2 separate regions of the Homo sapiens genome follow, and region 2 is linked to region 1. The links are chromatin loops, found by intact Hi-C in ENCODE. Cell type or tissue: MCF 10A. All regions are shown on one strand. Each heading gives the region's core, and the rest is flanking DNA. Links, peaks and the distances in the headings are about the cores only.

Region 1 (7,684 bases), core at 1,085-6,084:
ATTTTATAAGCATTTATTTAAATCTATGTATTTACCTCATGAATTTTCTGCATGTATGTTATATCTCACAGTTTAAAAATGTTTAATTAGTGAACAGTAGAAAATTGATACAGTCATCATAAGCATACATGCATCTACAATACAGTCTTGAACTACATCAAATAGGAAAAAATACATAAATCACCAATTGTAGTTGGAAATGTTTTAATATGCATCTCTAAGGACTGTAGATCACATAGACCTGAAAATAGTATGGATATGAATGAGCTGAAAAGAAAAACAATTTTAAAAATATGTAGACCCAAAATAAACAGGCATTATTTTTGAATATATATATAACACTTACAACAATAGACCATGTGTTAGGCTATAAATTCCACAGATCTGATCCCATTCAGACAATGTTCTCCTATTACAATGCATCCTGGAATTAACATTTGTAAAAACAATAGCTAAAATAAAATCCCATGTGTTTGGAAACTAAATAACATATTACTAAATAAGATTCTGCTTAAAAAATACTTAGAAGTGAATGAAACACTACATGAAGAATTTGTGTACTACAACTAAAGCAGTACTTAAAGGTAAACTTGCAGTTTTAAATACACTAATGATTAAGAAAGATTAAAATCAAATGAGCTGCCACAGGAGATACAACCTCACACCCTTCAGGATAGCTGCTATCAATCACACACACACACACACACACACACACAGAGAGAGAGAGAATAAGTGTTAGTGAAGACATGGAGAAATTGAAGCATTTCTGCACTATTGGTGGGAATGTAAAGTGATACAGCTGCTATGGAAAACAGTACAGCAGTCACTTAAATAATTAAAAGTACAATTACCATATAACCCAGCAATTCCACTTCTGGGTATATACCCAAAGGAATTGAAAGCAGAAACACAAACAGATATTTGTACACTCATGTTCATAGCAGCATTGTTCATAATAGGCAAGAGGTCAAAACAACCCAAATGTCCATTGATGGACAATGACTAAACAAAACATTCCATTTTAATAGTATTCCATTGTAGTATTCACATACAATAAAATATTATTTATCCTTTTTCAAAAGGAATGAAATTGTAGTACATGATACAACGTGGATGAACCTTAAGAACATTGTGCTGGCTGGGTGCGGTGGCTCATGCCTGTAATCCCAGGAGAATCATGGGGTCAGGAGATCGACACCATCCTGGCTAACAGAGTGAAACCCAGTCTCTAGTAAAGTTACAAAAAATTAGCAGGACATGGTGGCAGGAGGCTGAAGTCCCAGCTACTTGGGAGGCTCAGGCAGGAGAATCGCTTGAACCCAGGAGGTGGAGGTTGCAGTAAGCCGAGATTGTGCCACTGCACTCCAGCCTGGGTGACTGAGCCAGACTCCATCTCAAAACAAAACAAAACAAAACAAAATAAAACATAGTGCTAAGTGAAATAAACGAGTCACAAAAAGACAACTACTGTATGATTCCACTTCTATGAGATACCTAGAGTAGTCAAATTTATAGAGACGGAAAGCAGAATGGCAGTTGCCAGGGATTAGGGATAGAGGGAGGTGGAGAGTTATTAGTTAATGGGTATAGAGTTTCAGTTTTGAAAGATGAAGAGTTCTGGAGATGGATAGTGGTGATGGTTGCAAAACGGTGTGAATGTACCTACCACCACTGAGCTGAACATTTTAAAATGGTTCATATGCCAAATTTTATATTCTGTGTAGTTTACCACAATTAAAATTTTTTATGGAAAACAAAAACAAATGTTCTGGCTTCCAGATTCCTATAGAACAACACCAGTTACCTAAATTTGAATCTCTCCACACATCCTATAAACAAACAAAACTAAGGAGAACGAATAAAACCATCCATGGCTACAATATAATTTACAGACAGAGAAAATTATAAACCCCATTTTATATAAAAGCAGGTATATACATCCAAAACCAGCAGATCCAGTTACAGAGCCATGCTCTAGAAGAGAAGCCAAGATGGCACAGAAAGGCTAAACCACCACCAGAAAAAGAGAGTCCCATCTTGAGTGGAGAAATACTGACAATACGTCCGAGATCTGGTAGATGAAAGAACTGAGACAGATTTTAAAAGGGGGTGAAATTGTTTGAGACTGGCAATGGCAATGTTGCAAAGGCAAGAGGAAAGGCAGGAAGAAAGAGGCGACTTGAAGGGGAGGTACCCCTTCAGGGCTTGATGGTGAAGAAAAACGAAGCAAGCAATGAGTAAGAGTCCCAGGCTGGGCGCAGTCGCTGACTCCTATAAACCCAACACTATGGGAGGCCGAGGTGGGCAGATCTCTTGAGCTCAGGAACTCGAGACCAGCCTGGGCAACATGGTGAGACCCCCATCTCTACAAAAATAAAATAAAATAAAATACTAAATTTAGCCAGGCGAGGTAGTGCGCACCTGTGGTCCCAGCTACTCGGGAGGAGGCTGAGGCAGGAGGATCGCTTGAGCCCAGGAGGCAGAGGTTGCTGTGAGCAGAGATGGAGCCGCTGCACTCCAGCCTGGGAGACAGAGACAGGCTGTGTCTCGAAAAGAAAAAGAAAAAGAAAGTTAAGAGTCCCACAGAAATGAAACAGAATCACAAAATCAGAAGACATCAGCCAGTGCGCCACTCTAAAAAAAGAGGGCACTCTTGAACTAAGAAAGCTGGTAAGGCACCCAACCTCCTGCCTCATTTGCAGTTGCTGAAACTGGAAAATAAAATATTACAAAATGCACAGAAAATTGCAGACATATTATATAGAAAAAATTTAAGTGAAAATCTATATTTTCTAAAAAAAAAAAACTCAACATGATACCAGAAACCTGAAACATAATATTCCAGCCAAAATTAAATAACCTTAAACAATAATTTGGTAACATGAAAAAAAATGCCATGAATCAGAAAAATAACTCAGAACAGAAATGGACAAAGAACGAAATAACTAAGAAAACAGTTTGTTAAAAAAAAAAAAGCAGGAGAAATAGAAGAATAAAAAAATCAGAAAAAAAAACTAAATTATAAGATGTTCGAAGAGGAAGAGCTTTTACTTAAAATATAATAACTGGTATTGAGGAAAGGTATTAACACAGCCAATAAAATAAAAATAAAATCAAAAGAAAGCAATTCAGCCGGGTGCAGTGGCTCACGCCTGTAATCCCAGCACTTCGGGAGGCCGAGGCGGGTGGATCACAAGGTCAGGAGTTCGAGACCAGCTTGGCCATTATGGTGAAACCCTGTCTTTACTAAAAATACAAAAATTAGCCAGGTATGGTGGCATGTGCCTGTAGTCCCAGCTACTCAGGAGGCTGAGGCAGGAGAATCGCTTGAAAAAAGGAGATGGAAGTTGCAGTGAGCGGAGATCGCACCATTGCACTCCATCCTGGGCAACAGAGTGAGATTCCATCTGAAAAAAAAAAAAGCCATTCAAAGGATCAGACAGAAAGTGGCGTTGGTGTAGAGGCAAAGATCCAACATACATTGCAGTCCCTGAAGAAGAATAAAACAATGGAACCGATGTAATCTTCAAAACTATAATAAAAGAAACTTGGGTCTACATATCGAAAGGAAACCTAGGAAAAATTATATGGAATGATCAAGTCTGAGGTATATCTTAGAGCATCCATTAGATTTGAAAGAAAAACTCCTGTGGGCCTCAGGCAAAAAGGACAAGAAGATACAAATATACAGGTAACTGTTAGAACAAACACGTGAACATTACTGAACACTGAAAAAACTTTAAAAGTTAAGAGTTTGGTTGTGTTTGGATTTTAAGCACTTCCTTGCTTTCTAGCACTACGAGGTGCTCCGTGTCCATTTCTATATTTCCTGCCCACTACTAAAATCAGCCATTTCTCCAAGAAACCCTGGATCCTTTTATTATGGAAAGTGAGCTGAACTTCAGCAGTAAGAGGGCTGGAGAGCGCCCGCGGGTCTCGAACAACCCAGAGAGGTGGTTTGATGACACGCGAAGTAACCGCTGAGCTAAAGCCAGCCCAGAGGTTGCTTTCGGATTGTATTTTCTTGACTGGTGAGAAAGACCTACGTCACAAAGAGTGAGTCAAAACAACGGTGCTTTAGCTTGACTCAGCGACCTGGACTGTCCAATCCGCCGCTATCTCCAGGCAATTGCAGAGTGTCCATCTGGGGACATACAGCAGTGACAAGTACTCAGCCTTCCTCTAACCCCTGGAGAGCTCTTCCGCGGTTGTGCCCCCGGTTTATTCTCTCCTCAGCAGTCACCTGGTCCACAACTCTCCACACGCCCCCACCTCCTTTGCCTCCAGCTTTTGCGCTCCCAAAACAACCACGCAGGGTCACTTTGTGATCAAATCGACTTTTACAAGTAGAGCTTGGGTCATAAGAGTGGAGTCTTTACAAGGTGTAAATTGTATTTCAGACCTTATCTTAGAACTTCGCTGCTAAACTAGATAAACCTTACATCCTCTCCCCAGGGGAAACTTCCTGCGGCGCTTTTTTTTTTTTTTTTTTTTGACAGAATACCCCTCTGTCACCCTGTCACCCAGGCTGCAGTGCAATGGCCCCATCTAGGCTCAACCCATACGCCCCTCTTAGCCTTCCCAGTAGCTAGGACTACAGGCAGTCCACCATGCCCAACTAATTTTTTTTTTCCTGAGACGGATTCTCCACGCCGTTGCCCAAGCTGGATTGCAGTGGCAACAACTCGGCTCACTGCAGCCTCCGCCTCCCAGGTTCAAGCGATTCTCATGCCTCATCCTCCCAAGTAGTTGGGACTACAGGCATGCGCCACCACACCCAGCTAATTTTTATATTTTTTAGTAGAGAGGAAGTTTCACCATGTTGGCCAGGCTGGTCTCGAACTCCTGACCTCAGGTGATCCGCTTGCCTCGGCCTCCCAAAGGGCTGAGATTACAGGCTTCAGCCACCATGCCCAGCCTTTCTTGTTTTGTTTTGTTTTGTCTTTTTGTAGAGACAGGCTCTTGCTATGTTGCCAAGGTTGACCTGGAACTGGCCTCAACAGATCCTTCCACCTTGGCCACCCAAAGCGCTAGGATTACCCGTGTGAGCCTCCATGCCTGGCCTAAAAATTATTTCCATTTTTAATACTACAGTAACATCTATTATTTTTATGTGCACTGTAAACAGCTAATCTTTCTTCCCCAAATTCCTACTTTTCTCCAATTAACCACTGTTTATATTTCAATGTGTATCCTTCCAGTCCTTTCCCTCAATCTGTATATTTAACTGTATACAAAACATAAGGTTTTTCTTGGCTTGCTGGGAATCTTGGTTGTTGGATATTGTTTACTTAACAGCATGTCTTGGAGATCCTTCCAGTCACTGCATATAAACCTAAATCACTTGTATTGTAACAGCTGCATTATATTCAAGTATAAATGTACTAGTTTTAAGTTTCACTATCATAAAGCTGCAGTGATACACATCTTGGTACATATATGTACACATACACAAGTATGTTGTTAGAATATATGCTGGATTAAAGAATCTGCACACATATTTGGAGAAAGTTATGGGAGAAATGCAAGAGGCCTTGAGGGTGCCTGAAGCCGTAGGATCATCTTTAGTAATAAGGATCATCTTTTGTTCCCCAGGTACTCTGAAGGGCAATTCCACCAGAATGTACATTCCATGACATCTGGGACTTTGATGCATTGCCCCAGACGATAATACCAGTACCTACAGCATGTTCACCTAAGCACTGGTCAAGTGGATATTCCTCAACCAGAATGCAAACATTTCCATTGGTTTTAGAAAGCCCTGAAACAAGCTTCTCTTTGAGATTTCTGAGTTATCTGGGAGATTGCTGTGGGCTCTTGAATTTCCATTCCATTTCCTTTCCTAAGACACCAACTTGAGCACCTCCAAACACCCCCATGACTTAGGTCCCTTTGAGACTCAAACCACTTACCAGTCCCAAAAGAGTTTAAAGATTCTGAAATTCAGAATTGCATTTTAGAAGTGACCAGAGATGGCCAGGCGCCGTGGCTCATGCCTGTAATCCCAGCACTTTGAGAGGCCAAGGCGGGCGGATCACGAGGTCAGGAGATCGAGAATATCCTGGCTAACACGGTGAAACCCCATCTCTACTAAAAAAAAAAAAAAAAAAAAAAAAATTAGCCGGATGTGGTGGCTGGCGCCTGTAGCCCCAGTTACTCGGGAGACTGAGGCAGGAGAATGGCATGAACCCGGGAGGCGGAGCTTACAGTGAGCCGAGATCGCGCCTGTGCACTCCAGCCTGGGCACAGAGCAAGACTCCGTCTCAAACAAAAAAAAAAAAAGAAAAAAGAAAAAAAAAAGAAGTGACCAGAGGTAAGCTCCACTGTACCAAAAAAGGAACGACATCCTTTGAAGCTAAATTAAACTAGATGGTTTCCTGAAGAATGAGACTGGGTGCGGTGGCTCAGGCATGTAATCCCAGGACTTTGGGAGGCCGAGGCAGGCAGATCATTTGAGGTCAGGAGTTCAAGACCAGCCTGGCCAACATGGTGAAACCCCATATGTACTAAAAATACAAAAAAATTAACCAGGCATAGTGGTGGGCGACTGTAATCCCAGCTACTCAGGAGGCTAAGGCGGGAGAATCCCTTGAACCCGGGAGGCGGACGTTGCAGTGAGCTGAGATACCCCCACTGCACTCCCGCCTGGGTGAAAGAGCAAGACTCTGTCTCAAAAATAATACCAGTAATAATAATAAATCAATAAAAATCAGGTAAATGGAGCTGGGCAGAATGGTGCATGCCTAGAGTCCCTGCAACTCGGGAGGCTGAGGCAGAAGGATCACTCGAGCCCAGGAGTTCAAGGCTGTTGCCTGCTATAATTATACTTGTGAATGGCTACTGTACTGCAGCCTGGGCAACATAGCAAGACCCTCTTCTCTAAATAAAATAAAATAAATAAAATTAAAAAATCAGGTGAATGGTTAATTCCAAAAGTGAAGGGGTTGTGAAAATCAAAAGAGAGATACAGGGTTTCTGGAATGTTGGCAACGTTTTCTTATCCTTAGTAGTGATTATATGGATTATATAGTAGTGATTATATGGATTCATTTTATAAGTATTTAAATTTACGTATATACCTCATAAACTTTCTGCATGTTTATCTCACAGTGTTAAAATGCTTAATTAATTAACTGTAGAAAATTGATACAATCATCATAAGCATACATGCATCCAATATACAATCTTGAACTATATCAAACAAACAGGAAAAAATACATAAATCACCAATTGTAGTTGGAAATGTTTTAACATGCATCTCTAAGAACTGTAGATCACATAGAACTGAAAATAGTATGGATATGAATGAGCTGAAATGAAAAACATTTTTAAAAATATGTAGAACCAAAATAAACAGGCACTCTTTTTGAATATACATATAACACTTACAACAATAGACCATGTATTAGGCCATAAAGGAAGCATCAATAAATTCCAAAGATCCAATCCCATTCAGACAATGTTCTCCTACTACAATGCATTCTGAAATTAACATTTGTAAAAACAATTGCTAAAATAAAATCCCACTTACTTGGAAAATAAATAACATATTACTAGATCAGACTCAGCTTATAAAACACTTAGAAGTGAATGAAACACTACATGACAGAATTTGTGTACTACAAATAAAGCAGTATTTAAAGGCAAACTTACAGTTTTAAATACACTAATAATTAAGAGAGAT
Region 2 (5,000 bases), core at 1-5,000, 830 kb before region 1:
TGCAGGCATGTTGAGAGAAACCTCAGGTGCTTGCTTCCAGTGACTGACAGTGTAAAGTAACTGTGCTAGTGCTTCTTGATTTTTACCAGTGATTAGTGTCCTGATTTCTTCAACAAATAAATTTCAGGGGAAAAAATGAGATGGAGAGGAACATATAGATTAAGAGGGAATTTTAAATTTTATCAACCAGTACAGTATATGGAACTTATTTAGATCTTGATCCAAATGAACTATACAAAACACTTGACAGTTGAGACAGCTGGAAATTAGTGTGATAATGGTTTCATGGCATTTTTTAAAAAGTCATCATCTTTTAGAGATGTGTACAGAAATAATTGCGGATCATTATGGGATTTAGAAGTGGGGTGTAGATGAAACAGAATTGGTCACGAGTGGATAACTGTTGAAACTGAGTGATGTATGCATGGGGATTAATAATTGTGTTTTTGAATGTTTAATTTTTCCCATAATAAAACATTTTTTAATCCAGGAAAAGAGTTTTATTTCTAGTACCTTATTTTAATGCCTTTTCTTCTGCCCTCTAGCCTATTGTTTCCTTGCATAAACCTGTCCTCTTTGCTGACATACCTGAGTCCTTGTTTGGGATAGTGCCTGTCCTTCCAGTCCTTCCCCACCCACATCCTAGAAGCAGACCTCTTTTTAGCACTCCCTAATTGAGTCACCATCCTGGGTGTGCTGGGAAAGTATCTGTGGGAAACTCAATGACTATATTATCTGAAAGACCAAATGCTTGGTGAAGTGCCCAGATTTTTAATACTGCTTTTCTGCTACCCTTCCAGACTTATATCTGTCCCCTTCTTTATAACTCTCAGCATCTGGTTCTTCCTTTGGGATTCTGTGTGGCTTTGTTCTTGTCCTTTAGGTTTGTTCATTAATGCCAGTTTGCCCTGTCCCTCCTTACAGCTTGCACATCTGTAATGGTCTAGTTCTGTGGGATTTTGCAGATAGTTGTATATTTTGGCCAAGGTATCAGTGATACGGTTACCTTTGGGCAGGGATAACTGCTATTCGGTTGGCATGATATTTTTTCCTTCTATAATGTATACCTTAGTGATTGTTTTAAAGTGCTGAATTTATCCCTTATGTATATTACAACCATGAAGAATATAAATCAGAAGTCCTCCATTTGGGCAGCTTCTTATATTAACACTTATATTAACATTAAGACCCTCTTACTGTCTCCTCTTCCCAGAATTAGAGAGTTGATGTAGTGCTTAATAGACATGGCTTATTGTATGCTAGGTGAACTTGGCAATTCCATAGCTATGTTACCCTCACAGAAAGTTATTTCCTGGAGAGATTATTAAGTGTTCTGATCTTTCATATATGCCTGAGAGATCTAAGATTCTTCCACAAAGACCCTATTTCTTCAGAGAAAACTATAGTGATGCCAGAGTCTTTTTTTTTTTTTTTTTAACAACTTGTGATTTTTGTGCACCTGTGTTGTATGTGTTGCCATTATCTCACTTTAGGGACGTTGGATAAACTGGCGTATTTGTGCAGCCTCATTTAAGTAGTGGCAACCATTAATGACTTGTACCCACAAGTTTTTCCAGATAATTTCTGTTTTTTCCACCTTTCTTACATGTTCTTTTTTAGTCATAGGTACTTGGCTTACTCAAGGGAGGTGTAGCGTAAGATAAAGATAATGGAGGGTGTTCCCTGTAGAATAGGTACAAATGCTGCAGGCTTTATCTTGGGCAGAGCAAGTAGGGTTTTGGTCCTGAGTAAGTGAGTGAGGTTAGGTGGAGCTGCCTGTCTTCCAGCCGTGCGGATACAACTGACTCAGTCCGTGTTCTCAACAGTTTTTGAAAAGCCCATTTTTCTATCCCACTTACTCCCACCTGCAGTTCTTTAAGAACGTAGTTTCCAGGATGTCAGGCAACTCCCCACTCCTCCATTTCCTGTTTGTGGTCTTCATTGAGAGACGCCTTAAACAGGAATTCCTGGGGAAGTGCAGGCTATAGCGGTGGGATTCCGGGGGTCATTAGTCCATTATTGAAGCTGGGGAATCATGTACTATAAAAGGACCTCCCTTCCGTTCTGTTGTCTCCTAGAAACTATTACTGATCATAACCAAGCAGTAACTGCAACTCAGGGCTGTTGACTTGTGCCCTTTGTCTTTAGAGACTGAAAATTATTTTCCCTTCTTGTGCCTCAGTTTCTATTAGTTGAATTTTAGAGCTCAACATCAAGATTTGTGACAAAATTAACTTGGACTCTGTAGGACTGATTCGTTTGAAATGCAAAAGTAGTGAAGAACATAAAACAGACTCCCTATCTTGGCCGCCAGGGGGTGCCCTTTCCCTTCGCTTTACTGTCTGGCACTCCCCACCGCATTCAGCCATTTTAGACAGATTGTTTTTGCTCCCAGCTAACTCCATTTTGTATTTGTGACGCAGGAATAAAAAAAGGAGTTAGGCAAAGGAGGAGTCTGGTTTGCAGAGGGAGGGAGACTGGCTGAGGCGCAGCTACGTACTCTTTTACTCAGCAGTTGCTCATCAGGGACACACCTTGCTGCAGGCTGCCTGCATCCTGAGCAATCGATGCCGCAAGTCCTTGCCAGCGGAGCACAGAGCAAAATGGTTTGGCTGCCGGACACCTACTAACAGTGACAGAGTGCTAGCTTTTGAGGCAGCAGGCCAGGGCATCCCCTCTGCCTCATCTAGACTCTAATCCTGGGTTTAGGTGTTTTTGCTACAGAGATGTTTAGGGCAGTTTTCTTAATTATAGGATCAGATAAGAAAAGATACCCCCAAAAAAAGAAGAAAAAAAGGAACCCCTTTCACTTAGCTGTCTGGGAAGAATCAAATGCCCCAAGGACTCTAGGGAAATGGTCCTGAATTTTTTTAAAAAATGTTATTTTTGAAACCGTGAAAAAAATGCACGCACACATACACACATATATGTAAAGAGACTAGTATGAACACCCCTATGTCCATCACCCATTTAAAAAACTTAATCAACAGCTAGTCTTGTTTCATATACCTGTATCAACTTTGTCTTTGCCACCCATTATTTTTACATGTATCCTTGTTCATATTATTTAATCCTTAAGCAGTTCAGAATGTGTGTCAAAAAAATTAGGACTTTTAAAAGAAGATAATTACTACCATTATCACATTTAAAAAATTCTTTATCATCAGATAGCCAGTTAGTATTAAATTTCCCAAATTATCTTATGATAGTTGTTTTTTTTAATAGTTCATTTGAATCAGAGCCAAATAAAGTCTACACATTGCAGTTGGTTGATGTCTCTATAGGTTCTCTCTTATGCTCTTTTTTATTTTTTATTTTGCAATTTATTTATAGACTTAATTTCTTTTAAAAAGATCTCTGCCAGGCGCGGTGACTCACGCCTGTAATCCCAGCACTTTGGGAGGCCGAGGCGGGCGGATCACGTGAGGTTGGGAGTTTGAGACCAGCCTGGCCAATATGGCGAAACCTCGTCTCTACTAAAAATACAAAAATTAGCCGGGCCGCCTGGTGGCGCATGCCTGTAATTCCAGCTACTCGGGAGGCTGAGGCAGGAGAATTGCTTGAACCCGGGAGGCGGAGGTTGTGGTGAGCCAAGATTGCACCACTGCACTCAAGCCTGGGTGACAGAGTGAGACTCCATTTCAAAAAATAAATAAATAAATAAATAAAAAGAAGATCTCTCAGGTTGGGACTGAGAAGATACAAAGCCAGACTTCCCTTCTTGCCAGAGCAGAGCCTCTTCTTTAGGATTTCCCACAGAGGCTATTGGTGACCAAGTGAAGGAGCAATGCCCTGCCACCTTCAGAGGGAGAAAGGGCTGGACTCTTACTTTTCTCCTGACGTGATAATCTGTTACCCAAAGTCTTGAGAAAAGTTTGCACACTGCCGTCAACGGAGAACATGGTCATAGAAGTGGGCCTCACCCGTTCTAAGAATTAAAGGAGAGCTTTTAAGCTTTGGGACAACTGTGTTTGGCCACTGTGTAATAGCTGCATCCCTATGGTGATTCTAGAGTATCAGCTTTTTTTTTCCCGAATACTTTTTTTACTTAAGTAGCAGCTTTCTCCCTGGTAAGACTCAATGAATTAACAGCACTTCATGGACTTTTACAGAAAGAAAAAATATAATACTGTGTTGGGGCCGGGGGGGATGTGGTGAAAAGTCCTTTATGGCTTCAGGATTATAATATCGCTAGTCCTTCCCTTGACCTTTTTGGAGATACTCCCTGAGACTGACTTAGATGCAAATGATCAGATGAAAGTTCTTGCTTAATATTCTTCTCCCACTTCTGAAATGGGTCAGTGACTCTGACTTTCAGCAGCCACAGCAAGCAGTCTATTCCCTTGCCCAAGGGAAGGGCACAGGTGATAGAAGGGAATTAGCAGGGTCTGGCTTCTTGGCAAGGCTGGCAGGACACTCGTAGAGTCTGGTCTGTGGAGACTAGATTGGCCCCATGTCTAGTTTGGAAACTATAGTTCCCACTAGCAAAAGGTTTAGAATCTGCTGAATAGGTCAGGATTGCAGCAGCTAGAAATACGGATCCTGGCACGGCCACTTTTTAACCACATAGCTAGGTGTAAGGGTCTCTCTTTTCTACTATTGTTTGTTGAGAGTCACAGCCTTTGCAGAAAAAATTTTCCTCTTTTCCTTTGTGCTAAGGTGCTATCTATACCCACCTATTTTGGTCCCTTATTTCACACAATTCTGTAAACTGAAATTACTCAGCCCTTGATGTTGTTTTTAGGGTGAGGGACAGCATGAGGCCTTTGTTCTGGACTTCTCATCTTTGCTCTTATGAAAATGGGGGCTGGAACCCAAGCATTGATAAGGTTGTATATTAGGTGCTTTAGTATCTGGATGATTAATTAGTGCACCATTCCTGTAAGAAGGCTGGGAAGGCAGCAAATGGGAGCATTCTATGGGTTCTACATTTGACTGCCTGTCTTTACTGCTGGTTGTCAGTGGGAGTTCTTCCTAACCCACCGTCAAAGTTGAACCAG

The links. A loop is a pair of places that touch in the nucleus more often than their neighbours do. Peaks named below come from ENCODE experiments on the same cell type or tissue, not always from the same donor. Only the 100,000 strongest peaks of a DNase experiment are listed, where the experiment ranks them.
Region 2: a loop joins it to region 1, with 6 times the contacts of the local background. A loop is called at or near these places in 4 of 110 quality-filtered maps.

What each region holds. Positions count from the first base shown.
Region 1 is chr5:140,722,472-140,730,155 of GRCh38, reverse strand. The region is part of intron 1 of LOC105378198 (a long non-coding RNA gene); the gene reads right to left. It also overlaps VTRNA1-3. Among named protein-coding and RNA genes, the nearest start is that of ZMAT2, 26 kb to the right of the region's middle. RefSeq lists an enhancer at 3,918-4,212. In MCF 10A, for the core only: no CTCF peak of the experiment used is centred there; a DNase peak (open chromatin) is centred at 4,005.
Region 2 is chr5:141,555,353-141,560,352 of GRCh38, reverse strand. The region is part of intron 18 of DIAPH1 (diaphanous related formin 1); the gene reads left to right. DIAPH1-AS1 (DIAPH1 antisense RNA 1) reads right to left here and starts at 2,042. Exons shown (of 3, transcript NR_038333.1): 1 at 1,866-2,042. RefSeq lists enhancers at 2,157-2,451, 2,212-3,064. In MCF 10A, for the core only: CTCF peaks have their summits at 2,317 (motif pointing right) and 3,550; DNase peaks (open chromatin) are centred at 672, 1,912 and 2,392.